2 separate regions of the Homo sapiens genome follow, and region 1 is linked to region 2. Evidence: chromatin loops called from intact Hi-C (ENCODE). Cell type or tissue: ascending aorta. All regions are shown on one strand. Each heading gives the region's core, and the rest is flanking DNA. Links, peaks and the distances in the headings are about the cores only.

The links. A loop is a pair of places that touch in the nucleus more often than their neighbours do. Peaks named below come from ENCODE experiments on the same cell type or tissue, not always from the same donor. Only the 100,000 strongest peaks of a DNase experiment are listed, where the experiment ranks them.
Region 1: a loop joins it to region 2, with 2.5 times the contacts of the local background. A loop is called at or near these places in 11 of 110 quality-filtered maps.

Annotation. Positions count from the first base shown.
Region 1 is chr1:182,340,482-182,353,580 of GRCh38, forward strand. No RefSeq gene overlaps it. Among named protein-coding and RNA genes, the nearest start is that of LINC01344, 33 kb to the left of the region's middle. In ascending aorta, for the core only: no CTCF peak of the experiment used is centred there; DNase peaks (open chromatin) are centred at 8,560, 9,038 and 10,563; H3K27ac peaks cover 1,475 bases.
Region 2 is chr1:182,283,127-182,299,459 of GRCh38, forward strand. The region is part of intron 2 of LINC01344 (long intergenic non-protein coding RNA 1344); the gene reads right to left. Among named protein-coding and RNA genes, the nearest start is that of LINC01344, 23 kb to the right of the region's middle. RefSeq lists enhancers at 8,600-9,099, 8,778-8,922, a cis regulatory region at 8,844-8,855 and a silencer at 9,968-10,262. In ascending aorta, for the core only: no CTCF peak of the experiment used is centred there; a DNase peak (open chromatin) is centred at 7,105; H3K27ac peaks cover 1,053 bases.

The sequences.
Region 1 (13,099 bases), core at 6,232-11,231, 59 kb after region 2:
AGGAAAAGGGTGAGCTTGGGGACCACAGGAGGGAATGGGAGGTGGTTTTGAGCACCCTGGTGCTGCATCTGTCTGTGCCAGGAAGTCGCTGTGGACTCAGGAGACTGTGAGAGGGCACCTGACGTGGCAGAGCCCCTAGAGATTACAGATACAGACTGAAGAGAACAACATAGAACATTAGCTTTAAATCAGTATTACACAATTCTCATGCACCCTGTCCTCAAGGCTGGGGAATGTTAAATAGCCAAGTAAAAAGAAACACGGGAGGCAAATGAGTAAGAGACTTAGTAAAAACCTGAACTCCTGGACTAAGATTTGTCTTCAGGGTATTGTTACTGCCACAGAGATAGCAATCACAGTGACATTGGAACGATGTTTGTTGGGTAGGGAAACAGTCTGTGGGCTAGAAAAATGTGAGTGGGCAGCTGTTTGAACTTCACTGCAAAGCTCTTTTCAGACATGACCCTTTACAGATGAAAATGAGGAGACAGGCCATGTTAGGAGACTTTCCTGGGAATTGGTGGAAAGGGGGCATCCTTCCTTTCAAGTCTTTTTCCACCCTAGCTTTTTTTATCTGCAACCTCTGCCTCCTGGGTTCCAGTGATCCAATCACTTCCAAGAAAGCAACCCCCAAACCCCCCTACCCCACACATACTTCGGTAACATGGCCTAGAGAAGTTGTCTACAAATAAAATAAGCCCTTCTTTCCCATCCAAAAACTATTTCTTTCATGTATATTTTTTAATGTGCATACAATTTCTCAGCCTCTTGGCACAAAGGAAGTGATAGGCTGTTGTACTATTTCTGCTCTGCGTAGAGTGAGAAGTGCTTTCTTCTCTAGAGGGAGAGATTTCAATCAGAATTCTAGATCACCCTGGGTCATCTACTTGCCTCCTTTTTTTTTTTTTTTTTCTTTTGAGACAGAGTCTCACTCTGTGGAGTGCAGTGGCACAATCTTGGCTCACTGCAACCTCCACCTCCCAGGTTCAAGTGATTCTTCTGCCTCAGCCTCCTGAGTAGCTGGGACTACAGGTGTGCACCACCACACCTGGCTGATTTTTGTATTTTTAGTAGAGATGGGGTTTGTCATGTTGGTCAGGCTGGTCTCAAACTCCTGACCTCAAGTGATCTGCCCACCTCAGCCTCCCAAAATGCTGGGATTACAGGCATGAGCCACCACACCCGGCCCTACCTGCCTCCTTGAGCCTATTTCCTCCTCTGTAAAATGGGGTGATTGTAGTATGTAACTTCACAGGGTCTCTGAAAGCTAAAGGAGATTGAGATCTTTGGATACTCAAAAGCCCTGGACAAATATTTATAAGTTTACAAGGGTTTTTGTTTGTGTGCTTGTTTTTGTTTTTGAGACCGGGTCTTACTCTGTTGCCCAGGCTGGAGTGCAGTGGTGCTATCATGGCTTACTACAGCCTTGACCTCCCAGGCTCAAGTGATCCTCCTGCCTCAGCCTCCAGAGTAGCTGGGACTCTAGGCACACACCACCATGCCTGGCTGGGTTATTTTAACAGTTGGAAATATTAAAATTATTTCTAAATAAAATTGTGAAGAAGGTATCAGAAAGTGAAAAGGAGATTATGTTTTATCTTGCAGGGATAATAAAAGGACAGTGTTTTTGTTTTTACTGACTGTTTTTTTTTTTCTTGTCTGACAAACACAAAAAGAATCTGATTAAAGCCATAGCCAAACTCTCCAATGGGGGAAAAAAAAGATATTTTTCAAATGCCCATACAATTTCAGAGGGATCATGGGTACTCTGAGGGTCACTAGGGATCTGAAAATAAAAGTCCTATTATGTAAAGGATTTGTGCCCATAATAAGTCCATGCCTGCCTCTTGGGCATCTTCAGGGAACAAGGAGGAAGAGAAGAAGTCATCACTGAAAATCTTGTGACACAAATAGGTCACCCCTAGGGGACAAATACTCTAACACGCTTTTTTTTTTTTTTTTTAACAGAGGCCAAAGATGACTTTTGGGGACTGAAAGTGGGTTGTTTGCTTTGTTTGCTTAGTGAAAGGCTGGAGCTGGAATGGGAGTGTTCACTGCTCCCAGATCAGGGCTCCCTGGCTGGACATGCCTTCTAGCCCATTGACAGGAGGGTCTGTCAGGACCTGTGGGTGCTGAGGAGCCAAGCTCCATGCACAGTGAGGCTGAGAGAACTAAGGCTGAACGCCAAAGAGGGAGTAGAGAAAATACAGGCCGGGTATGGTGGCTCATGCCTGTAATCCCAACACTTTGGGAGGCCAAGGCAGGCGAATCACCTGAGGTCAGGAGTTCGAGACCAGCCTGGCCAACATGGCAAAACCCTGTCTCTACTAAAAATACAAAAAATTAGCCAGGCGTGGTGGTGGGCACCTGTAATCCCAGCTACTTGTGAAGCTGAGGCAGGAGACTCACTGGAACCCGGGAGGCAGAGGTTGCAGTGAGCCGAAGTCATGCCACTGCACTCCAGCCTAGGCGACAGAGCAAGATTCCGTCTCAAAAAAAAAAGAAAAAAGAAAAAAGAAAGAAAATACAGGCCATTTTTCCAACACCAGATGCCCAGATGCCTTTGCTCTCCTTTCTTTGAAGCACAATACAGAAATTGTGGTGTGCAATGAGTTCTCCTCACACAACCATGACTTTGAACCCTGGGCCCAGACTGGCCTTGAGTGGAGTGATGAGACCCACTGTGTTAATAAGCAGATTCAAAACTTAGGACTCAGAGCCTCTAACCTGAAAAATCCTTCAGAAAGTGGACTCCATGTCCTTTTCTCCTTCACCCTGGGCTGAACAGTGCTCAGCAGCTAACATGTGACTGCAAGCTCTTAGGTAACTGAGCTCAACCTCCAGAGGCTAAGAGAAATCGAGAGAGGTATGGGTAAGATCCAACTAGAGCAAGTACTCTGCACCCAGCAGGGTGATCATCAGGACCTCACTCTTAGGGCAAGAACCAAGAGAGGCCTCTTTTTGTCAGAGCATTGAGCTTCCTACATAACGGTGAGGTCCACCATGTCTGCTGAGTGCCAGATATTGCTTCGTGATTTCCTTCTCTCAGTCATGGCTTAAAATACATTTGTGAAGATGTAAGTGGACCATGTCTAAACAGCTCCTGTTCAACATTAATGGATTTGATATCATCTATCAGACAAACTAGCAGGAAACAGGGGTTTAAGAAAATGAGACACAGGATAGGTAAATCAGGATGGTGGGCACAATCTGGGCCATGGAATGCTGCCCAGGAGAGGTGAGCTGGGTGAGCTTCTTTTTGTTCTTTTGACCTGACCCTAGCAGTCAGTACTAAGTTGAATAGGATTTCCCAAGACTCCTGTTCACCTGGAGCCTATGACTGATTTTATTTGGAAATAGGGTCTTTGCAGATGTAATGAAACTAAGAAGAGGTCATATTGAATTCACATGGGCCCTAAATCCAATCTGACTGGTGTTCTTAAAGGAAGAGGGACTGGGCACAGTGGTTTATGTCTGAAATCCCAGCACTTTGGGAGACCGAGGTGAGAGGATCACCCGAGGTTAGGCATTCGAGACCAGTCTGGCCAACATGGCAAAACCCCCATCTCTATAAAAATACAAAAATTAGCCAGGCATGGAGGCATGCTCCTGTAATCCCAGCTACTCAGGTGGCTGAGGCTAGAAAATCGCTTGAACCCGAGAGGCAGAAGTTGCAGTGAGCCAAGATTGTGCCACTGCACTCCAGTCTGGGTGACAGAACAAGACTCCATCTCAAAAAAACAAAGAAGAGGGACATTTGTCATGTAACAATGGAGGGAGTGATTAGGGTGGTGCATCTACAAGCTGAATCCAAGAATTGCCAACAACCCCCAAAAGCTAGGAGGGGGGCATGAAACAGATTCTTTTTTAGAGCTTCCAGAGGGGATAATCTTGCCAACAGCTTGATTTTACATTCCAGATTTCTAGTCTCCAGGCCTGAGGGGGAATAAATTTGTTTTGTTTTGTTTTTTATTTGTTTGTTTGTTTTTTAGGCGGAGTCTCACGCTTGCCTAGGCTGGAGTACAATGGTGTGATCTTGGCTGACTGCAACCTCTACCTCCTTGTTCAAGCTATTCTCTTGCCTCAGCCTCCCAAGTAGCTGGGACTACAGATGCGCACCACCACGCCCGACTTATTTTTGTATTTTTAGTAGAGACAGGGTTTCGCCATGTTGGCCAGGCTGATCTCAAACTCCTGAACTCCAGTGATCCACCCGCCTTGGCCTCCCAAAGTGCTGGGATTACAGGCGTGAGCCACTGTGCCCCGCCTAATTTCTGTTGTTTTAAACACTCAAGTTTGTGGCACTTATAACAGCCCTAGAAAACCCATTCATAATCTTTGATAACTTTTTCACTACGTGGTATGAAAACGTGTTTCAGGCTCATCTTGAATAGTTTGTGACCCAGGCCTGCAGTGTTTCTTGGCTGATTTTAATAGACAGAGTAGGGGAAAAATATATATATATATGTCAAGATGAAATACTTCATGAGTTCATAGTGATGTTTCCAATTCGAATCAGGGCTGGTATTTCTGATTCAAATTCTGAAAATCCTGTTTCTCAAGGACCTAAGGATAATAGAATATTCTACAGTTTCTCATCTGCTTTATCCTGCATTATAAATACAATAGTCTCAGAATGACCATATTAATACTACCACAAGTCATTATGATTATTGAAAACAGCTTAAAAAATTTTGCTGATCCTATACACATTCTCTGGTTATACTAAATTTGCATTGTCAGAGCATATAACTATTACATATACTATACCCTCTGTCTTTTAACCTTCAGTTAATCTAATTCTACCAGTGATTATATATTTAATGCTCACCAGTCATCTCTATGCTGATTGTTCTCAAGTCATTTGGGTTGTCTAATGCATATTGTTTAATAAATTCCTTAAGAAGGGCTCATGGGAGTGATATTCCTTAAGTTCTTCTTACATGTTGATAAATTTATCAGTGTCCTTTCTGCTTTAAGGTTAAGTTTGGCCAGATTTAAAATCTTTAGTTTACATTTTCCTTCCTTGAGCACCTTAAATATGTTACTCCATTTGCTTATTAAGCATTATTGTTGAAAAGTCTAATGATAAACTAATTTTCTTTCCCTTACAAGTAACATGCACTTTTTACTGAGATGCCAAATGGATTCCTTCGTTTCCTTTAAAGTCTAAAAATTTTACTAATATATGTTTTTGGCTTTTTTTTGTTCATGATCCTAAATTTTCTAGAACTGTTAGATCATGTCAAAAACTTTACTAATATATGTTTATTCTCAAGCACATTATGTGCTCTTGCAATATGTAGTTTCGAATCTTTTCCTTGAGGCAGGAGAATCTCTTGAACCTGGGAGGCGGAGGTTGCAGTGAGCCAAGATCGCGCCATTGCACTCCAGCCTGGGCAATAAGAGCGAGGCTCCATCTCAAAAAAAATATTTTTTTCTATCTTTTTTTTCAATTTTAGAAAGTTTTCTTTTTTGCTTTTTGTTTTTTGTTTTCTAACACAGAGTCTCACCCTGTCATCCAGGCTGTGGTGCCATCACAGCTCACTGCAGCCTCGACTTCTTGCACTCAAGTTTTCCTCCCCTCTCAGCCTCCCGAGTAGCTGGGACAGGAAAGTTTTCTTGAGTTATAGTGTTGAGTATTCATTCTGTTTCTTTGTTTTGGTTTCTTCTTCAGAACTCTCATTATCTTTGTATCATATCTTTTTGCCTGTCTTAAATATTTGTCATTTTTCTCAAATCCTTTTTAATCTTTCTGCATTCCTTTTTGATTCTTATAATTCTCTGCCTTTTGACTTTCTATTTCTGTTGTTATATTTGTTATATTTGTTTGGTTTTGTATTCATTCTAGTTTGATCTTTATTTTGATTTTTTTCCTTTTCTTTCTATTTCCTAAGTTTTGTCACCTCCTTTCTGAGCTTATTTAATTCTGATGTATATTATCTAATTCTGATATGACATTATTTATTTATTTTTAATTTTTAATTTTTTAAAATTTTATTTTAAAACTAGAGATGGCATCTCACTATGTTGCTCAGGCTGGTATCAAACTCCTGGGCTCAAATGATCCTCCTTGGCCTCCCAAAGTGCTAGGATTACAGGCGTGAGCCGCTGTGTCCAGCCTCTTTTTTTTATATAATTTTTTTAAAAGATGAGGTCTCGTTTTGCTGCCCAGGCTGGAGTGCAGTGTCGTGATCATAGCTTACTGTATCCTAGAATTCCGGGGCTCAAATGACCCTCCTGCCTCAGCCCCACTCCTGAGTAGCTAGGACTACAGGTGCACCAACATGCCCAGCTAATTTAAGACATTTTCTTAGTGTCTTTTACTTCATTTTGAAAAAAGAATACTATTATTTTGATCAGGTATTTTGGATATTTCTGTTTTTTTTTTTTCTTTTAGCATATCTTCCTGTCATGATTTCATGATCTGTGGGGACATTATTATTACTGTTTTCCTTATAAACATTCTGTTTGAATTTGAATTTGACACATTTCTGTTGCTCATTTTTATGGAAAGTAAATTTTCTAGAACTGCTAGAAGGAGCCTTGATTCAGTTAGCTTCTCTAATTTCACAGAGCTTCCTCCTGTATTATTTTTGGGTCATATTGAAAAAACAAAACCAAACAAAAGCCCATAGGCTTTTGTTTTCTGAGATTTCCGGGTTCTGTTCTCTTCCACCACTTTGCTCTGACCTTCTCTTTCCGTTTCTTTATTGTGCTGTCCTGTTTGTTCTTCACTCCACACCCAGCAGTTCCTCTTCACATAAGATGGTGTCCAGGATTCCTGCGATGGTCAGCTCCCCAGGTCCGGGTACTGCACTTCAGCCCCTACCTGCAGACCTTGCTGCAGGTCGTTGCACCACCTGCCAGTAGAGTGTGTTTCAAACTACCCTCCTGTGCTTTCCATACAATAACTATTGGCTATTTTGTGGCTCTCCTGTTCTCAGGCCCACCAAATACTCTGTCCCTTTCCTCTGCCTTGATGCTGATACCTGTCCAGGTCTGTGGCTATAAGTAATTTGTTTCTCTCCACTTCTATTTTGGGGTTCATAAGGATACTTCATCACCTAGTTTTGAGCTAAATGTTGTCCAAGGGTTTTCATTCTCATTCTATTTTTTATTTTTTAGGGGGATGGGAGCACACAGTGGTGCCTTCTTGAGTCACTGCATCCTTGACCTCCCAGGCTCAAGCAATCCTCCTGCCTCAACCTCCCAAGTAGTTGGGACTGCAGGCACATGCCATCACGCTTGGCTAATTTTTGTATTTTTTGTAGAGATGAGGCTTCACCATGTTTCCCAGGCTGGTCTCCAGATCCTGGGCTCAAATGATCCTTCTGCCACAGCCTCCCAAAGTACTGGGATTACAGGCATGAGCCATGGATCCCAGCTTTGGTTCTCATTCTATTTTCTGTTTTTATGTGAGGATTCAGAAATATCCAAAAACTAGGCTAACACTGCTGTTGCCATCTTTCCAGAGTGATTCTTTCCAAAAATGTCAGATCATGCTGCTTCTCTGTTCAAAAATCTTGAAGTGAATCCCCATTTCACTCAAAGTAGAGGCCAATGTCCTTACAAAGGACTTACAAAGCACCATAGGATCTGTTATTTCCTCAGTGCCCATCACCTCTCTGAAGCTTCTACTTTTCTCCTCTTTGCTTCCTCTGCTCTAGCTACACTGGCTTCTATGCTGTTCCTTGATGTAGCACACGTCTTCCCATCCCTGGGCCTTTGCTTTAGCAGTTTTCCCTACCCTGATCACTCTTCCCCCAGCTGTGAGCCTGGCTAAGTTAACCACTTCCTTCACGTCTTTGCAGCTCTCTAGGTCAATGACGTCCAGCCTGACCACCCCATCTAAAGCTACAGCCTCCCCATCCAGCACAGATTTCCTTTACTCTACTCTGCTTTCTCTTGTTTCCTTAACATTTAATGCCGTTTAACATATTAAACATTTTAGGCTGGGTGTGGTGGCTCATGCCTGTAATCCAAGAACTTTGGGATGCTGAGGCTGGTGGATCACTTGAGGTCAGGTGTTTGAGACCAGCCTGGCCAACATGGTGAAACCCTGTCTCTACTAAAAATACAAAAATTAGTCAGGTGCAGTGCCATGTGCCTGTAATCCCAGTTATTTGGGAGGTTGAGGCAAGAGAATCACTTGAACCCAGGAGGCAGAGGTTATGGTGAGCCGAGATCACACCACTGCACTCCAGCCTGGGCAACAGAGCGAGACTCTGTCTCGAATAAAAACCAAACAAACAAAATGTTACTGATTTATTATGTTCACTTTTAATTATCTGCCTTCTCCTTGCTAGAATGTAAAATCTTTGAAAACAGAAATGTCTGTTTTGTTCTCTTGTGTATATCAAGCACCTAGAAGAACCTCTGATAGGTACAATTGCTTAATAAATGCATGAATGAATAAAAGGAGCAGCCAAGGGTGCAGTGTGCTCTGAGCCAGCCGCTGGGGGCTCTTTCCATGCAGTGTCACTGTTTTCATCACCCTCTTTCTCCAGCCCCTCAGGATGCCATGGTTGGCAAGCCCATGGGTCTGAGTCAGTACAGAGCCAGGCAGGGTTTGTCCCTGGGCTTCATGGATTCTCGGAAGGCAAACAGTGTCAGAAACATTCTTTCTAGGACTCGTGAGTTCAGCCCAGGCCAGAAATAGCACCCAGCCATGTGCCTTCTAGTATTTCTGCACATCAGCTTCTCCTCCCACTGGAATGGCAAAGAGGAGCGTGGAAGGCTGAAAACAACTCCAGGCCTCAGGAAGAGCCTCAAAGATAGGGCAGAAGATGAGAATGCACTGCTTTGCATGTCAGTTTCCCTGCCTGGTGCCAGCCCAGGCCCAGCTGTGTGCTTACCTCATGGGAGGCCTGTAACCTGAGTCAATTTTGTCCTTGCCCCTTTGGAAGGCCTGCCTATTACTTACTTGGTGTTGCCAGTGAGGTCTCAGGGAACAGACGTCACATTGCCCATCTTCTAGCTGTTCTGGCATAACTAACCAAGACTGACTAAGCAAGCACAGGGCTCAACAGTTTTACCTTCTGAGCAAACCTAGTGAATCGCAGAGAGGCGGGCCCCCTTCTCCCCTTCCCTCAGGGCAAGGAAGGCTAAGGTGGAGGCTACTTTAAGAGGGGGCCTTGCACCAAACATTTTCTTCTAAACTCTAATGAGTCTTGGAAAATGCTCCCTGAGCTTGGATGCCCAAATAATCATTGTCCAGTCAGGAGGTTGAAAGCATATTGCCAGCCCCTTGCCCCTCCCCCCACCCAAAAAAAACAGGAAAAACTTGAGGGCTTTTCCAGCCCTGGACTTAAGGTGCTTATCTCTTTCCTTTGGTTCCTTTTTGTTTGGGTGGAAATTGCAAACAGCAACCAAGATTAGCTCCCATATTCTCCCAGGTTGTCACTGGGCAGGACTATGTCAGGGCTTTCTCCCCCACCACCCATTTCCAGGGTAGTCCAAGAAGCACATTTCAAAGCCCTTTCTTCTCTTCTTCCCACCTGTCCCCCTGCCCCTTATTGACATCTGGTGGATAGATATTCCTTAGCCAGTCAGAATGAGTGGGGTCCATGTTGATCAACTGAGAGTAAGCCAAGAATCCTCAAATCAGAGGAATCTAAACCTCCAGTCATTACTCAGGGTTTCCAGAGTTTTCCTGAACCTGGACCAATATCCAATGATCCCCATCACCACCAGTACCTGCTGGGGTCCCCCAATCCAGCTAAGAAAGGGACTGCTATGTACTAGACATGGTATATATTATATTTCATTTGCTCCATGTGAGCTCCTGAGATAAATACCACTGTACCCATTTTATAGGTGAGGAAACTGAATGCAGAGAGGTTGCATGGCTTATCCAAAGCTATCCAGCTTGGGTAAGGCCCCATCAATTTGTACTACCTTGTGAGGTCTCCCAGCCAGTTCAAAGGGTCTCAGCGGGCCGGGTGCAGTGGCTCATGCCTGTAATCCCCACACTTTGGAAGGCCGAGGCAGGCAGATTTTTTGAGGTCAGGAGTTCAAGACTAGCCTGGCCAACATGGCAAAACCCCGTCTCTACTAGAAATACAAAAATTAGCTGCGCATGGTGGCACGTGCCTGTAATCCCAGCTACTCTGGAGGCTGAGGTATGAGAATCACTTGAACCCGGGAGGCAGAGGTTGCAGTGAGCTGAGATCGTGCCACCGCCTTCCAGCCTGGGCAACAGAGTGAGACTCCATCTCAAAACAAAACAAACAAACAAAACCCAAAGTGTCTCAGAGGCATTCGCACTCTGGGCTTTTGAGAAACCATGAAAACAGGACTTCCAAATAGGGAGAACGTATATCCTGGTCTCGCCAGGAAAGTTCTAGTTGCAATCTGATATCCCAGTGTAATTATTGGTAGTGCCCTCTTCTCGAAATTGTCTTAGTCACTATCCAATATACACTGGGAGCAAAAGAGTGGGAAAAACTACACAATGAATTGCTCAAGTGGTCACTCAGAAGTCAGCATGAGAAAGTTCTGGTTAGAGCTGTGATGTTCTCCAGGCTTGCCCCACTCTACATTCTCCTGCTGGCCTTGCCTCAAATGTTCCCTTCCTTGCACAATCCCAGAGATATGACCTACTGAACAGGAGGAAATGAGGTTGGACCATGCCAGAGAGTTCTTACTACCCTAGGCGACCCTTCTAAGGGGTCCCTGAATCACCACAAACACACTAATTTTCCAGGTGTGTCCTTCCAACCCTAACAGGTAAAGCATTCTCTTCTGTACAGGAGAAATCTAAGCAACCACTAGGGGTTTGAATGTCTCTCAGGGAAGAAAATAAAAATGTCTTTGACCAAAGCTTTTACTCCATTCCACATTGGAGCTTCCCCTGAGACTACCCTGTGTGACATACTGGAATGACACAGTGGAAAGAGTAAATATTTAGAAATTAGAGATCTGATTTTATATTCTAGTTTGCTTATTATTTGGTGACTTTGGGTAAGTTACTCAACCTCTCTGAGCTTCAGCTTTCTAATTCATCTGAGAAGTGGGTATAACAATGCCTGCTTTGCAATGTAATTGCAAAATATTGGATAAGATTATGTTAAAGTGTCTGGCACATAAAAGTTACTTATTAATAGTGATGATGATGATGATCGTGATGATGAAATTTATCTTTCACTGAATGTAAGAAAGCAATGCTGATCTCTGGGCATGGAAGGAATATTCCAAAGACATGAACTCCAAAAGGAAGAAACAATAAATACTTCTAAAGCAGTCATAAGGTTTGAGAGGAGAAGGTTCAATGATTTAAACAATCCAAACTAAACGACATTTGTTTAGCAATTAGTATGTGCCAAGTGCCATCATAGGCACTGGAGATTCCAGGGATACATATAAAAAAGTTCATGACCATAAAGTGCTCACAGCCAAATGGAGGGGCCAGGTTAAAGGGGGACATGTGTCCCCACTTCAGCATGATGTCAGGCAGTGTTGAAACATTACCAGAAAGAAAGGATGAGACAGACTTGTTTTGCTTAGCCGGTTCAGGAACCTCATAGAAGAGCAGGCAAGTGAACTGGTCTTTGACAGCCAAGCAGGATTTCCAGGCATCTGACAGCATGTTTATGTTCTAGGCTGGGAAATTCTGTTCTATTCTTCCCTCTGAAAAGAAGAACAAGTTGTGTCTCAAGAAGGAGGACAGAGGACACTCTTTCATACTTCTCTTCCACTTTCTCATCCAAAGCCAGTAGCCAACTCTAAAACTGAATGCACATTCTGAGAAACACTGAAAAGGAAACAGAACTTTTGATGCAGAAATTAATCAAGACTTGGATATAAATTTGTCACATATAAAAAACTTTCAACTTCATCAAGTTAACTTTGAGACATTTAATGGAAAACAAGGCATTGATTCACAACATACATATATAAAATACGATTTATCAAAAGTAAAAAGACAAACAGTACTTGAGATATGTGACTGCGAAGAAATATCAACCAAAGTCACTGGCTGGAAAGATAAATTAACAAATTTATTCATTATCCTTTGGCTTCCACCTCTATTCTCAAATCTTCTTTAAACTAATAAGTTAGAGCTTCTTGGTTAGGTGAACAAGTACTTGGCTCTGGAACGGAAAATGAAACAGAAGCATACTTCAGTCTAATAGTTCTTTCTGTTTGGATATTAGCTAGTAGACTATGAGGTGTTTCTATTTTTCCTTCTTTTGCTCTAAGGCTGCAGCAGTATTTCTCAAGGTGGGGAGATTGCTTCCTAAAAAACACTTGGCAATGTCTGCAGACATATTTGATTATTAATATGGAAGTTGGGGAGGCCTGGAACAGTGGCTCACATCTGTAATTCTAACACTTTGGGAGGCTGAGGCAGAAGGACTGCTTGAGCCCAGGAGTTCCAGGCCAACCTGGGCAACAAAGTGAGACCCCATCTCTACAAACAATCAAAAAATTAGTCAGCCTTACCAAGCAGAGTCCCATATTTAGAATTAAACTTAAAATGAGAAAAAGAAAATGTAAAAAGGTAAATACATTTTTTAAAAATTAGCTGACTTGAGCCCAGGAATCCAAGACCAGCTGGGCAACATAGTGGGACCCTGTCTGTACAAAAAATAAAATAAAAAAAATAGCTGAGTGGGGTGGCATGCACCTGTGGTCCCAGCTACACAGGAAGCCAAGGCAGGGGGGATCACTTGAACCCAGGAGGTCAAGGCTGCAGTGAGTCGTGTCCGTGCCTTCATGTGGGGAGAGGAATGCTGTTGGCATCTAGTGGGTAAAGGCCAAGGATGCTGCTGAACATCCTACCATGCACAGGACAGCCCCAGAGCCAAAAGTTATTCCCCAGTATGCCAATAGTGCTGGGGCTGAAACCCACGGAGTGAAATCTGGGTAAGGTAAGAAAAATCTTGTAAAATGAAAACCAAGGATAGGATTCAGAAAATTAATGGCTTTCTTAATCATGAAAATGTGAGAATATTAATATAAGCAGGTATTTAAAATCAAGAAAGTATGTATTCAGGGAAACTTGAATCTATGCTCCCAGGAAAAAAACAATATTACAAAATAGATACATAAATAAAATCTACAGCAATTTGAGAAGACCCAAAGGAAAGAGGCC
Region 2 (16,333 bases), core at 4,687-9,686:
AGCACCCATTCTCCAGTTCACACAGTCCCCAGAGGTCTACTATCTGATTCACGGAGCGGACTTCAGATACGTCATCCACCTGGCCCTTGGTAGGCATTTGTGTTTGTGACTACAGCTGAAGTCAATCTAAGTCATGAACTGCTACATGCTAAAATGAGGGATGGCAATAACTATGTGGCAGGTATTCAAAAAAAGGAGAAATCAGTAGAATTAAATAGTTGAGCAAAGCTTCTTAGACTTGGTCTGACAGGCAGGTAGGATAAAGGTGGATGATTGGATGCATAAATGGATGGATAGATGAAAGAGAAAAGAATTCCCCTTGGGTTCAGGAACAGACCAAATACGTTTACATGGCAGACTGTGGCTAGAAGAAGGAGCATAGATCAGGTATCTTTCATTTAAAATCTGAAAACTCAGGCCGGGCACCGTGGCTGGCACCTGTAATCCCAGCACTTCAGGAGGCCAAGGTGGGCAGATCACCTGTGATCAGGAGTTTGAGACAAGCCTGGCCAACATGGAGAAACCCCGTCTCTACTAAAAATATAAAAATTAGCCAGGGGTGGTGGCAGGAGCCTGTAAACCCAGCTACTCAGGAGGCTGAGGCAGGAGAATCATTTGAACCCGAAGGCAGAGGTTGCAGTGAGCAGAGATCATGCCACTGCACTCCAGCCTGGGGGACAAAGCAAGACTCCATCTCAAAAATAAATAAATGAAATCTAAAAATGTCTAGTTTTCAGAGCAGGGAGAAGGCATTTCAACTTATCTGCAGGCAATGCTATCTATTATTTCTCTATATGAGTATCCTGTTACAGGCTACTTCCTGATTGACAGCAATAATCATGGAGTGATATTGCAAGAAGCTGCTGTCTTGAAAACAAAATGTAAAAACTTATAGCATCAGGAGTTCATATCTATACAACAGTTTCACTCTTTTGCTTGGCATAATCACATTGATTCCAATTCCACTGATAGTGGAATTGGATTCTTCCAGTCTTTTCCAGGTGGCTGTTGGTATCCATCCTCAAAGAGGGTGCTCTTTAGGCTCAATGAACTGAAATTCCAACCTCACATCCTGTCCAAGTTTCCAGGCTTCTGACAGAATCTGAAATTACCCCAAGGGGGTAATCACTTACCTAATCCCTTTGATAATTTCTAAAGTGAAAGAATAGTTGAGGAGGGGAGCGGAAACCACCTAAATGACAGAAGGAAAAGCATTAAACTTTTACCACACTAGTTCATTGACCCCGTTTCAAAGTCCTGGCCTTTGCACTGCATTTCCTGTCTTCCAAATAAGACCAATTGTGTGTATGGAAAAGCCCACTTGCCACCTGAGGACCCTAAGATGTAGCCCATCCATTGACAAATCTTACTTTTTTTTTTTTGAGATGGAGTCTATGTTATCCAAGCTAGTCTTGAACTCACTCCTGGGCCCAGGCAATCCTCTGTTAGCCTCCCGTATAGCTGGGATTACAGGCACCCACCACTGCACCCAGCTCTGACAAACCCTACTGTTAAATAAAAACAATGAATTATAACATACTAGGGATAATCAGAAGCTTCCAGGAAGAAAATAGTTTCCATAGAAACACATGATAATAATAGCAATAGACTTCTCAATATCAGCACTAAAAGTTAGTAGATGAAAAAATGTTTTTCTGAAGAAAAATTATTTTCAACTATTACCAACTGAAGGTCCCAATTAAATGTGAACATAAAATACATTTTCATACAAACAAAACTTTTTAAAAATTTGCCTCCTATGTATCCTTTACTAGAGATTTCTAGAGACTGTGACAAAATGAAAATAAAATGAAACCAAAATGAAAATGTAAACCAAGAAAGGGGAAAACATGGGATGCAGGAAATAGGGAATGCAATATAAGAGAAAGATGAAGGAAATTCCTGGGATGACCGTGAAGGGAAGTCCCACAAGGACAGCTTTGCTACAGGCCTGGAGGATCACCCAAAGTGGAGCAAGAAGACAGAAGCCCCTGGAGGAAGGTCTACAGGGAAAAAAAAAAGAAAAAATAGAGCTGTACACACAGAAGGCTTCAAGATGAATGTAAAAGTATCTCCATCCTCCACAGACACCTGCTCTGACCACATGGAACTTTATACAGAGAGGATGTTTAATGGGGTAGAGGGATTTAGCCATAGGTTAAAAAAAATTAAGGGCCAGGCATAGTGGCTCACACCAGCACTTTGGGAGACCAAGGCAGGCAGATCACTTGAGCCCAGAAGTTCAAGACCAGTCGGGGCAACATGGCAAAACCCCATCTCTACAAAAAATTAGCCAGGTGTGATGATGCATGCCTGTAGTCCCAGCTACTTGAGAGGCTGAAGTAGGGGGATCACCTAAGTCTAGGAGGTCAAGGCTGAAGTGAGCCGTGATTATGCCACTGCACTCCAGCCTGGGCAACAGAGTGAGACCCTGTTTCAAAAAAAGAGAAAAGAAAAGAAAAAGGAAAAAAAAAGTAATAAGAAAACAAAAGATGTAAGCAGGCAATCATTAATTACCTAAAAAATCAAAAATTGAAATTATAATCCAATACTTGGCTTAGCATGAACAATCTTTCAATAGTCATAATAATCTAAATGCTGAATATTATTTGACTTCTCTGCTGGAGGAACTGGAATCGTATGAAAAGAAAAAGGGAGCAATAGAGATCTAAAACGCCATCTACAATAAAATGTTTAAATTATTTCAAGTTAGCCAGGCACAGTAGTGCTCACCTGTAGTACCACCTACTCAGGAGGCTGAAGCAGGAGGTTGCTTGAGCCCAGGAGTTTGAGGTTGTAGTGCACTGTGATGCCTGTGAATAGCCTCTACACTCCAGCCTGGGCAACATAATGAGACCCTGTCTAATAATAGTAGTATCAAATTATTAATTAAACAACATCAGTATGAGCATATTCTTTGAAATATGGAAGTATGGCTGGGTACAGTGGCTCAGGCCTGTAATCCCAGCACTTTGGGAGGCCAAAGCAGGTAGATCACCTGAGGTCAGGAGTTTGAGACCAGCCTGGCTAACATGGTGAAACCCTGTCTCTACTAAAAATACAAAAAAAAAAAATTGGCTGGGCATGGTGGCAGGTGCCTGTAATCCCAGTTACTCAGGAGGCTGAGGCAGGAGAATCGCTTGAACCCAGGAGGTGGAGGTTGCAGTGAGCTGAGATTGCGCCATTGCACTCCAGCCTGGGCGACAAGAGCAAGACTCCATCTCAAAAAATAAATAAATAAAAATAAAAAATAAAATAAAATATGAAAGTACATATCATTAGAAAGAGTGAAAGATTTGAATGCAAGTACCTCTGGGGAACAGGACATGGAGAAGGTGGTCAGGAGGCTACAGGACTGCTGAGTTAAGTGTTTTTAGCACATTTAACTTGTTTAAATTCAGGGTCTGTGTCACTTTGATTAAAATTTAAATGAGATCTAGGTGCCACTTTGGGAGGCCGAGGTGGGAGGATCACTTGAAGCCAGGAGTTCGAGAGTAGCCTGAGCAATGTAGCGAGACCCCCATCTCTATTAAAATATATATATATAACAAAATAAAATTTAAATAAATTTACTATCAGAATTAAATAGTATCCCTCAAACACCTAGCATCCCTATACATACCTACTGAGGTGAATACATGGAAAGTTAACTTAGAGCCATGGTTCTTGGGTCTGGCATGTTTGTCAAGCAGTTATCAACCTGCAGTGGCAGCTCCCTTACAGCCAATCATCCATGCAGAGAAACTCTTTTTTTTTTTTTGGATTTAAAAACACTTTTTATAGTGTGTTGTTTTTATTGAGTGGTCACACCCGAAGGGGTGGCGGTGGATCCTGTGGGGGAATGGGGCTGCCCAAGCCTCATGCAGAGAAACTCTTGCCTGTGTATTCAGGCAACAGCTGCCTCTGCAAGTCTGTGTATCAGAAGGAAAGAAAGTGGACAAGCTAGACAAACATAGGCATCTGTGGAGACAGATATTTTCACATTCATCTTTAAGCCTGCTATGTGGACACCTACCATGACAGAAGTCTGAATTTTGGATAGTGTTGAAAACAACAACTAGTTCTAGTCCTCACCCTCATTCAGAGAGTCTGAAAAAAGCTTTAGAAAAACAGAATGAACTCTTCCAAGTTGCTGAGATTCATAGTATCTCCTTCCAGAAAAAAACTATCAGTTAGTTAGTCTGAAAAACACTTCCTACCTACAGGTGCTAGAATACTTCACCCTGAAAGGTAAGTGTTAGATGGGTCTTAGATAATTCAACTTAGCAATTCAACCAGGAGATCCAACCACCAGGTTCCCCTGAGGCCCATCCTGGTGGCAACTGTGCTACGATGGGGGCAGAGTGGGTGGGAGCCCATTTCTCCACAGGAAATCCAGAAACAGTCCCACCAACTTCCCCAGGATTAACCTTAAATGCCTTCACCCTCCCTTAAATCCTCCCATCTCCTTCCTTTTGTCACTTCAAGCATATCACTGTAACCCATGTTCAATACTCAGGAGGAAAAGAATCAATCAGAAACTCACACCTTGGCTCGCTTATTCAGAGACTAGGAGATCCAGAGAGGCAAAGTGACTTGCCCAAAGCTACAGAGCCGTTTTGCAACAGAACCAGATCTAGAATCCTGGATGGGGCTCCATACTGCCTAGCTCAGAGCTTAGCCTGTAACCTTCAGATAGCCAGATAGAAATAGATGTCAAAGGCCGGATGCAGCGGCTTACGCCTATAATCCCAGCACTCTGGGAGGCCGAGGCAGGTGGATCAGGAGTTTGAGACCAGCCTGGCCAACATGGTGAAACTCTGTCTCTACTAAAAATACAAAAAAATTAGCCGGGCATGGTGGTGTGTGCCTGTAATCTGAGCTACTTGGGAGGCTGAGGCAGGAGAGCCACTTGAACCCAGGAGGCAGAGGTTGCAGTGAGCCGAGATCATGCCATTGCACTCCAGCCTGGGTGACAGAGCAAGACTCTGTCTCAAGGGAAAAAAAAAAGAAATAGATGTTAAAGCAAGGTCAGGATCTAAACAGAGTTGTAATTCTGAGGATTCTGATCCTTCCACCACTCCAAATTGCCTCACAAATCCATAACAATAAATTAAAATAAAATAAAGGGGGAACTATAAAATCCAACAAATCAGAGGCTTACTTCTGCCTGAGCTGCCCATTTTTTGGGGTTTAAACAATCCATGCATTCAGCAATGAGTTATTGAGCATGTATTTTGTCCTGAGGAACTTCCAAATGGAGGTGTCTAGTAGAGAGGTGGGTGCTGAGGTCTAAGAAGAGAGAGATCTGAGATGGTGATCATTGTCATAATAAAGGATGAGATTGCCCGGGGAGAATGAATACACTGAGAACAGAAGATGCCCAAATCCCAAGGAGCACCAGCCTTAGGATGGGAAGAGTAAGGGAAAATACAGGGAACTCCTAGAATGGACCCTAGTCTCTGAATAAGCAAGCCAAGGTGTGAGTTTCTGATTGTTTCTTTTCCTCTTGAGTATTGAACATGGGTTACAATGATATGTAGCTAATGCTTGAAGTGATAAAAGGAATGAAGTGGGAGGATTTAAGGGAGGGTGAAGGCATTTAAGGTCAATCCTGGAGAAGTTGGTGGGACTGTTTCTGGATTTCCTGTGGAGAAATGGGCTCCCACCCACTCTGCCCCCATCCTAGCACAGTTGCCACCAGGATGGGCCTCAGGAGAACCTGTTGAAGACAGGTGTTTCCAGAAAGGGTCAGTAGGAGGCCACCCACTCTTCTGCTAAGTGAACTTAGTCCAGATCAGAACATGTACTGCTCAGAGCTATGTGGTATAAAGGTTGGGCAAATATGCACTTTCACAGTGCTGAGGGCAAAGACCAAGAAGACTGGGACATGACCAGAAAGAAAGGTTATCACATGCTAAAAGCAAAGAGAAAAGGCAACAACAGTCACCTTTCATCTCATTAAGTGTATTTTCTAAAAAAATGTCACTTTGGAAGAAATTCCAAGTAGGAAAGTAGTTGGTCGGCCCAGGGAAGGTGTTGGTTGATTGTTAGCTTTTGATTGGTCCAAGATCCAGGAGGTTTTATGAGCAAAGAGCTCACAATCTCAACCCCCATGTCCTGATTACACTAGGCTCTCCCTGGAGGTTCTCTCTGGCTGGGATTTTAGACTTGAGAGGTGTAGAGAGAGCTAGGAACCATGGCAGTAGGGTAGAAAAAGCCCAGGCTTTGGAGCAAGCAGCCTAAGTTGGAACCATGACTTCAATCCTTATCATCAGGGTGACCTTGTTAAGATTACGTAAACTCCATGAGTCTCAGTGTTGTCATCTATAAATTGGAGATGATACTTACCTCAAAGGATTGAATGAAAGCGTATTTACAAAAAACTACCAATAGCTACTCAGCAAGTGCTCCGTCACCTCCTGCTTCCTCCTGCCCACCTTACTTTTGAGAGCCACCCTTGAGTAGGCAAGATAACCCATTATCATGGCTTCCTCCAACTCCTTCCAAATTAGAAACATTGTCCAGACTGACAATGATCTCAGCATTTTCTCTGTGATCCATCAGTAGGTAGGATTCTACCATTATGTCACCAAGCTATTGTACCCTGGGTATTGCATGCTCCAATCATTGGGTATAAGCTGGCCTGCCTTTGTAACTCTCAGCTGTTTACGTAGTTCTCTGGGAAAATACTACCTTTCTAGGAGCCATCAGAGGTAGTGCAAGCTTGATGTGGTTCCTGATCTTCTGTCCACCCTAAATCCCTAGTATAAAGGTCCTCAGTTTAAAGACATACACCCATACCAACACACACACACACACACACACACACACACACACACACACACACACACACAGAGTGATATGGCTAGGCAGCTGCTGCTGGTCAACATTAGTGAGATTTCCCTCTTGTGCTGTTGTAAACCACCAGCCATAGCTATTGTCCTGTCTTTTCTGGTCTCTCTCTCTCTCTCTCTGGCATATGAGTAATTCCTCATTTGCTCTTTTTTCCCTGAAGTTCATGCCCTCAGGCACCGCAGGCAACCTGGATAAATTTAGCTCTTCTCAGGGCCTTTTCCTGACTTTGTTCCATGACTGTTGAAGGTTTGGCTGCTCCCCAGAGAGAGCTTTGGCCTGGCTTCCCTCCCTTGGAGGTCTCATTTGGTTCTGGTGTCTGCTATGCCACTTGCATAATTGGTCATGAATCACTTCAGGTTACGGTATGTACTTTGAGAATCAATCAGTTTGTGCTCTTGGAAGCTGAAATCCTTCATTCCAGCTTCGCATCCCTTGGATCTCCTTCCCTGTGTTTTCCCTTGCCCTAAACAGCCTGTGGCTACTGCTCATAGCTGTCATGCTTACTCCCCATTAGGGCTAAGCGGGAAATGATTGGTTGGTGACTAATAAAGCCTCTTCCACTCTCTTCTCCAGGAGCAGGGCCTCAGATCCCATGAGCAGGATCCAGTACAGTGAGGATGTTCATTTAAAGTTTACTAGTTTGAATGGTTGTAGCTGAATATAAGAGAGGCTGGAGTCAAACTCCCTCTTTAAGCAATTAAATGAAAGAGAACTGCATGAAAAGGCCATTATGTGTTTAGACATGATCATCTTCAAGGATCCAAAGTAAGAATCATGGATCATGCTCAAGCTTTTATCATTTTAGTTACTATTTTCTCTCTTCAATATAGGCCATTGATAAATTATCCAATCAGCAAGCATTTATTGATCACCAGCTTTGTGCTAGTAGCTATGGGCATTTCAGAAGTGAACAGCATCATTCCCAGTCACTTATGGGGGGAAAAAAGGTATTTTTTTAAACAGTGAATTACAAAGGAGAGATAAGTGATACAGGAAATGAGAGCTATTTTAGGGGATGTGGGTGACACCTTTAAAGGACCTGACATGGACTCTGCTTTCCTGGGGCTTGCAAACTACATGGGGAGATTGAACTGACCCACATGAAATGAGACAAGAACCAGGGCCAAACAGGAACATTCTGAGGAGGCTTTACGGAGGCAGTAGGTTTATACGAGACCTTGAAAGGTGGGAAGGATTTGAATGGATACAGAAAGGAAAGAACTTACCAGGATGAAAGAACAGCATGAACAAAGGCCAGAAGAGAAGACTGGCACAAGTTTCACATATGTGTATGTTTTGGGGAGTGCCTGTAAAAAGCTGGTCTTACTCCAGCAGGAAATACATATGGAGGGGGGCAGAAAAACAGGCTGAGGATGGTCAGCATCCAGGGCCTTGAGGGCTAGGCATGACCCAGTCAACTTACTAGCAACAGACCCCCAACTGCAGGAGCAGGCTCCTGTTGGGAAGGGGAGACACTGACCTTGTTCCTTGTAGGAACCACTATGAATGGCCTCTTCCCAGTCCCCATATTCACCTCCACCCCAGTTAGCTGCCCTTGCTATGGAAAACCACATTAAAAAGAGTCGTGAAACCAAAGTGATCTACTCCAGGCCAGTGAGGCAGTCTCTGCACATGCCCCACTGGGAGGGTCTCTCTCAGTGCCTGGGGCTGCAGACACTTGTGTGTGGAGTCCACTACTTGTTGGTAGTCGGGGCCACCACAGGCTATGGCTTCAAGAGGCAGTGAGATAAACAGCTGTGCCCTGGATAGAAAAGTACCCAGACACTACTGCTTGATTATTTTCCTGGCATGCAACTGGGACCAGTGGCCCAGGTGTCACTGCTGCCACCCTGGCTGATCCACAGAAAGAAGGGTCAGATCTATTTTAAGGATCTGTTTGCCCAGTCACATGGAGAAACTGCTACTTTAAAAACAGCTATTTACCAGGAAAGTAAAGGCCCCTGCAAAATAAAAGGTTAGTATACTATCCCTAGTAACTCTTTAAACCAAAGCAAACATCCAGGCAGGCCATGTTTGCACTGCACCGTTCTTGCTTTCTGCCCTTGGTCACTTGATTCCCAAGGTTCTTGGTTGATTTCTTCCTCGGAGTTAAGCTGAGAAAGAGCAACTGGTAATATCAAAGCACAGGGGTCTCTAGAGAGCAAGGGAGTTATAAACACACAGCAGTTGTATTGTTACTTGAAGAGTTTGTTACTATTGCTCTATTGTTACTTTGGTTGGTTTGTTTTAGGAGAGTGAAGGAGTCTGATCAGGCAAAATCTGAAAGAATCTGGAAGATCTAAGACCCTTCAGCAGAAATGCGCCTTCTACCTTGTATTAGTCCGTTTTCACGCTGCTGATAAAGACATACCTGAGACTGGGAAGAAAAAGAGGTTTAATGGACTTACACAGTTCCACATGACTGGGGAGCCCTCATAATCATGGCAGAGGGCAAGGAGGAGCAAGTCATGTCTTTCACAGATGATGGCAGGCAAAGAGAGAGAGCTTGTGCAAGGAAACGCCCATTTTTAAAACCATCAGATCTTGTGAGACTTACTCACTATCACGAGAAGAACACCATGGGAAAGACCCGCCCCCAAGATTTAATTACCTCCCACCGGGTGCCTCCCATGACACGTGGGAATTATGGGAGTTACAATTCAAGATGAGATTTGGGTGTGGACACAGCCAAACCACATCACACCTATATTTCAGGATTCTGATATTAGTGTATGGGAAGTAACATCAAATATGGTCTACAGTGATATTGTTCAAACTAGAGGTCCAAACCATCAAGGCAACTCCAAGAGCATTAAAATCAACATTTGGAGAGGCATCAAGTGTGGAGACAGTGCAGTGGCTGGCACTTTCTACAAACCGTCAGAGCAGTATGCTCCCAGCTTCTCCATGGACATCCCTAAACCTTCTTTACCTCCCAGCTTCTAAAATCTGCTACCTCATTAAATCATGTCAACTTAGGAAATCTTCATGGGACCTATCCTGTGGAATTTATAGTTTTGCTTAGGGCACAGTATGACACATATTTCTAATAGAGAAAATAGTACAATATATGAATACTACAGAATAAGTGGCATTAAAAAAATGCAGGGTGTAGGTGACAGGTGGACCTGTGTGCCCTAGAGCACACAATGAAAAACACATTGCCTATCATGGAAATTGAAGTCCTTAGCCTGACCTCCAAAGCTTTCCATAATCTGACACCAATCTCCTTCTCAGCCCTATCTCCCAGGACTCCTCCTATACAGTCAAACCAGACTTCCCCTAAGCTCACCTCGCTCCATGGCTGGGTTTTTGCCACTTAACACAATCATTCCTTTCCTCTCTTCTTCCTTCAGTCACTTCACACACGTCCAGTGATTCTGCTCTCCAAATGCTAACTAGGTTCCAGGTCTGGCTCACATTTCTCCTGTTCCTTGAAACCTTTCCAGCCCATCCCAGTGACCTCACCGTACTCTGAACTCACAGCACTCTTTGTCCACCATGCACACCACTCTTTGTACATCACGCACAGCACTCACTGCCTGGATGCTCCTTTGTTCATGAATGGGGCGCAGCCTTGTGAGGGCTCTGATGGGTTGCTATCTTGGACATTGACTTCTCCTTTGATCTCTCCTCATATCATCTCACAACCATATTATCCTTTCTTTGATGGCTTGCATTTTTGAATACCCTTCAAGCTTCTAGCACAGGGCCCAATGCAGAGAAGTTGGTCAATAACTGTTTGTGAAATGAATGACAATATAGAAAATCATCTGATGCTCAATTATGTTTCCGCCTGAAGAGGTAAAAAGAAAGGGCTACATTTATTGAGGGTCTGTCATTTTCACTTGTTCAGCACTTTAACACCCATCTAAAATGCAGATATATTATCTTCCACTTATATAATATGAAAATGAGGTTCAATAAGTTGTTCAACATCAGTCAGCAATAATAAGACAGCTGAGAGACAAACTCTGGTGTGCCTGACTTGGAATGCCAGGCTACGTGCACTACCTCCCACCTAAGCATCCGTCTGTGGGCAGGTTGCTGTAGTTTCTTCCTGTGAGTCTCTCAGATGACTTTTACTTTTTATTTATTTATTTGTTTATTTATTTTTGAGCGTTTCACTCTTATTACCCAGGCTGGAGTGCAATGGTACAATCTTGGTTCACTGCAACCTCCGCCTCCCAGGTTCAAGCGATTCTCCTGCCTCAGCCTCCCGAGAAGCTGGGATTACAGGCACCTGCCACCACGCCTAGCTAAGTTTTTGTGTTTTTAATAGAGACGCAGTTTCACTGTGTTGGCCAGGCTAGTCTCCAACTCCTGACCTCAGGTGATCCACCCGCCTCGGCCTCCCAAAGTGCTGGGGTTACAAGCGTGAGCCACCATGCCCGGCCCATGACTTTTACTTAATCACCCCATGCACTCTCCCTCCCTTCAAGCCACCTCCAAAGAGCTACTTTTCCTGGAACCACTGCATGCTTTCATGTTTCTGTGCAAATCCCTTATAATTCCTTCAGCTGGAAAATCACCTTCCATCTTTTCTACCTGTGCTATCTTATGTATCCTTGAAGGCTCAGCTGAAATGAATATTCCCTCCATCAGGTTTTCTGTTAACAAAATTAAGTGCCCTCACATCTGAGTCCTCATGGTCCCAGTGCCTCTTCCACAGTTTAGAACTCATTTGATTTTGTTTCAAGCTGCAATCAGTTGCTTACCTCTCTGCTTCCTCTCTTAGGCTGTAAGCAACCCAAGGGAAGGGAACACACTCTCTTCATCTCTGTAAGCTGGGCCTTGCACGACAGCAGCAGAGTGTCCCAAAAGTCTTTGGTGGTTCAGGTGGCTGCAGGTGGCTGCTGGTTGCCAGTGCAGAGCATTGATTCAGTCATATCACACACCTTCAGTGATTCTGCTCAGGCAATAAGCCACTGGGATACCAACGAAAGCCAAAAAAAGGAAGCTCCAAGTAGACTTCCCATGTCAGCTCCCAATGTGCAACCCAGGGGTTTCATCTTGAAACCATGTAGTCTCCAGTTTTAAGTGATTCAAGAATGTTTTGACCTCCCTTCTTAATCTAATCTATGGTTTCCAAGATAGTCAATGCCTCAGAGAGAGGCTGTCATAAGGGTCCCTGTTCTTTAAAGTGCCAAGAAAAAAAAAATGGTTAGATAGATCCTTTGTAGCATGCCTTTAGTAGTAAGGTGTAACCTCGAGGTTTGAAAAATGAATGAATGAGGCCGGGCATGGTGGCTCATGCCTGTAATCCCAGCACTTTGGGAGGCTGAGGCGGGCGGATCACTTGAGGACAGGAGTTTGAGACCAGCCAGGCCAACACGGCGAAACCCCGTCTCTACAAAAATACAAAAATTAGCTGAGTGCGGTGGTGTGTACCTGTAATCCCAGCTACTCCCGAGGCTGAGGCAGGAGAATTGCTTAAACCCAAGAGTCAATGGCTGCAGTGGGCCGAGATTGTACCACTGCACTCCAGCCTATGCAGCAGAGCAAAATGCCATCTGAAAGAACGAAAAAAGAAAAGAGAGAAGAAAGAAGAAAGGAGAAAGGACAAGAAAAGAGAAAAGAAAAGAAAAGAAAAAAAAAAGGAATGAATGTTAAACATGCCAGACCCTATTTAAATGAAGAAAAAGGATATTTGTTTGGTTTGCCTTATAGAGTCCGGCCCCTCCAAAGATTCTAAGACAAATTACATCTAACAGTGGAGACTGGACTTCCTCCTGAAGAACAAGCAACCATAAAGGGATGGCAGCTCGGCAGCAGCCCAGTAACACAACCAGTGACAATCTGTACACCAAGTTTCTGTGGCATACTGCTCCTTGAAGGCAGGGCTTGAAAGCTTTCATTCTTCTTCTTCTTCCTTCTTCCTCTTCCTCCTTCTTCCTTCCTTCTTTCTCTTCCTCCTCCTTCTTCCTTCCTTCCTTCCTTCCTTCCTCTGTCTCTCTTGCTTGCTTTTGCTTCTTCTTTCTCCTCCTCCTTCTTCTCTCTCTCAGCAGATCAGAAAGTTTTAATTCTACATTCCCAGTTCTTAGCACACAGCCTAAGACATAGTAGACACTTAGTATATATTTGCCAATGGATACTCATACTTGCTTTCTCTCCTTTTTTAATTTTTTGTTTTGTTTTTGTTTTTGTTTTTGTTTTTCTGAGACAGGGTCTCACTGTTTATTGCCCAGGCTGGTCTTGAACTCCTGGGCTCAAGCAATTCTCCTGCCTTGGCCTCCCAAAGTGCTAGGATGACAGGCGTTAGCCACCACACTGATCTTCTTATCTTTTTTTATCTTCCATCTTTCTCTTTTTCCTCCTTTAACATCTCCTTCCTGCCCATTCAGGACCTGTTGAGCCTGCATTACTAAAAATAACTGAGGCCCTAATTACTAAAAGTGAGGGATTACCTTCCCCTTCTCTACCTTTGCCCTACCCTCCCCCATCCTCTCAGGCAATACATAGATGCTCTTTGTGAAATATTAAATATTAAATCCTATTTTTTAAAAAACTGATGGTTCCCAAACTGTGCACAGTGGCTCATGCCTGTGGGAAGCTGGGGTAGGAGGATGGCTTAATGCCAGGAGTTCAAGACCAGCCTGGGCAAAAAAATAAGATTCCCATCTCCAAAAAATAAAAATTAGCTGGGTGTGGTAGTGCATACCTGTAGTCCTAGGAACTTGGATGGCTGAAGCAGGAGGATCTCTCGAGCCCAGGAGTTTAAGCCTGCAGTGAGCTGCACTCCAGCCTGAGAGATAGTGCAAGACCCCATCTCAAAAAACAAACAAACAAAAAACAAAAAAAAAACCCCACCAAAACCCTGATGATTCCCTCATTTTCTGGATGGCTCAGAATGATCGTATCCCTCTTGAGTAATCCAGCCCTTCTCCTATTTCTTCATCTTCACCCTCATTTTTCTACTCACTTCTTTCCCACTTCCAGTGGTCTCAGTCCCTGGGTCGTCTGGCTGCTAACCCTCAAAGCTGAGAAACATGACCCTTAGAGTCTTAGAGCCGTTCCTTGGGACACCCCCTTGAAGCTCGTGTGGGATTCCTTTTCTTTTTTTTTTTTTCCCCAGATGGAGTCTCACTCCGTCACCAGGCTGGAGTGCATTGGCACGATCTCGACTCACTGCAACCTCCACCTCCCAGGTTCAAGTGATTCTCCTGCCTCAGCCTCCCCAGTAGCTGGGATTATAGGCGTGCACTACCATGCCCAGCTAATTTTTATATTTTTAGTAGAGACAGGGTTTCACCATGCTGGCCAGGATGGTTTTGATCTCTTGACCTCATGATCCGGCTGCCTCGGACTCCCAAAGGGCTGGGATTACAGGCGTGAGCCACCATGCCCAGCCTCGTGTGGGATTTCTTTGAGATGGGTTCACAGCTGCTGTTGGCTGCCCTCCCCACCTACACTCCACTATCCTGTCCTGTGCTAGTCCCAAAGAATCCAAAAGACTACCTCTGTCCTGCCTCTGGAGACTGGACACATAGGCTGTGCTGGTGGCCTTCAGGGTATGCTGGCCACCATCACTGAGGAAAACAGTGCATTCTGTTCTGGAGTATGTGCCAGATTAAGGGCAATCCAGGCAATGTGGAATATAAACAATGATGTGGGAGCATAATGTTGGCACTCTCAGGAAAACAGATAAAACTCCCTTGTCCAATCCAGTTTTATTTTTTGCAGAGACCATTTTACTTTCTTGAGCATCAAAACATACACACACATAGGGTTTTTTTGTTTGTTTGTTTTTGTTTTTGTTTTGAGACAGAGTCTCGCTCTGTCGCCCAGGCTAGAGTGCAGTGGCGAGATCTCGGCTTACTGCAAACTCTGGCGAGATCTCGGCTTACTGCAAACTGCTGCCCCCCTTCCCCCTACTGCCAGGCTGAAGCAATTCTCTTGCCTCAGCCTCCTGAGTAGCTGGGACTACAGGCACATGCCACCACTCCCAGCTAATTTTTGTATTTTTAGTAGAAGCAAAGTTTCACCATGTTGCCCAGGCTGGTCTCAAACTCCTGACCTCATGTGATCCGCCCGCCTCGGCCTTCCAAAGTACAGGGATTACAGGCATGAGCCACCTCACCCTGTCACCCACATAGTTTTGAGCCCTGGTCCCACCTGTCAGGTAGCTGGTCCACACTCCATCCCAGAGGAAGCTCTTAGGTCAAGGGGTGGGAATTTCAAGAGGGGCAACGAGTAGCTGGAAGCCATGTTCCCAGGCCCATGTTTTACCCCAGCCTCCTGCCCCACATCCTCCCCATAGATCTCACGTAAAGGGCCTGTGCCTTGCAGTGAGGGCTGTTTCATCTACCTGCCTTCCTAATAAACTTTCAGACAGAAGTATGTATGTGTGAGTGTGTGTGTGTGTATGTATGAGTGTGTGTGTGTGTGTGGTGTTAAATGGGGATGTTAATATAGTCAATACTAATTCCTAGATAAGAACATTGTCTTAGTCAAGACTAATTCAATGCTAATACCTAGATAAAAACATTGTCTTCATCTTGGAAGGTGAATACCTGTTCATTAAATGATCATTGCTTTGGAAGAACTTTTAATGGGAAATACTCAGAAAACAATGCCAATGTGGATGGGGAGACAAGCACGACGTCCAATAGACACCATGCATTATAAGCAGAGATAGAGATAAAGATAGGCATTGAACAAAGAGAGAAGGAAATACACCAAAATGCCCAGAGAGGTTTTCTCCAGGTTTGGAGTTACAGGTGATCTTTGCTTTCTTCTTTCCTGTATATTTCTGTGCTGCCCAAGTCTTTTACTGTGAGCAAATGTGACTCTAGTAATGGTGGGGATTAATAATTTTTTAATTTGTTTTTCAAATGTAGAACACTTTTCCCTGTCTCCCAGTGTCATCAAGAAGCCCAGAAGAAAGCTGAGTGACCTGGCCGGGCGCAGTGGCTCACACCTGTAATCCAGGCACTTTGGGAAGCCGAGGCGGGCGGATCATGAGGTCAAGAGATCAAGACCATCCTGGCCAACATGGCAAAACCCTGTGTCTACAAAAAATACAAAAAATTAGTTGGGCGTGGTGGTGCATGCCTGTAGTCCCAGCTACTCAGCAGGCTAAGGCAGGAGAATCGCTTGAACCGGGGAGGCGGAGGTTGCAGTGAGCTGAGATCGTGCCACTGCACTCCAGCCTGGCGACAGAGTAAGACTCTGTCTCAAAAAAAAAAAAAAAAAAAAATCCTGAAAGTTGAGGAGTGACCTCAGTACTAAGGCCCTCAGATCCTCCAACCCCATGGCACAGGCGCTCCCTCCTGTTGTCTAGCACAGTGTCTGGCGAAGGCCATCACCCTTATATGAGGGCAGAAGGTGAGCTAAAGCCCTATGGAAAAGGTGGCTCAGGCATATACAGGCCTGTAGGACCAAGCTCAGAGACAGACCTGTGGCCAGTGGCTCCACAGCTATGCCCCAACCTAAATGTGCCCCCAGAGCTTGCTCCAAAAAGATTCGAGGAGTAGGAGGGGAACAAGGCAAAGGA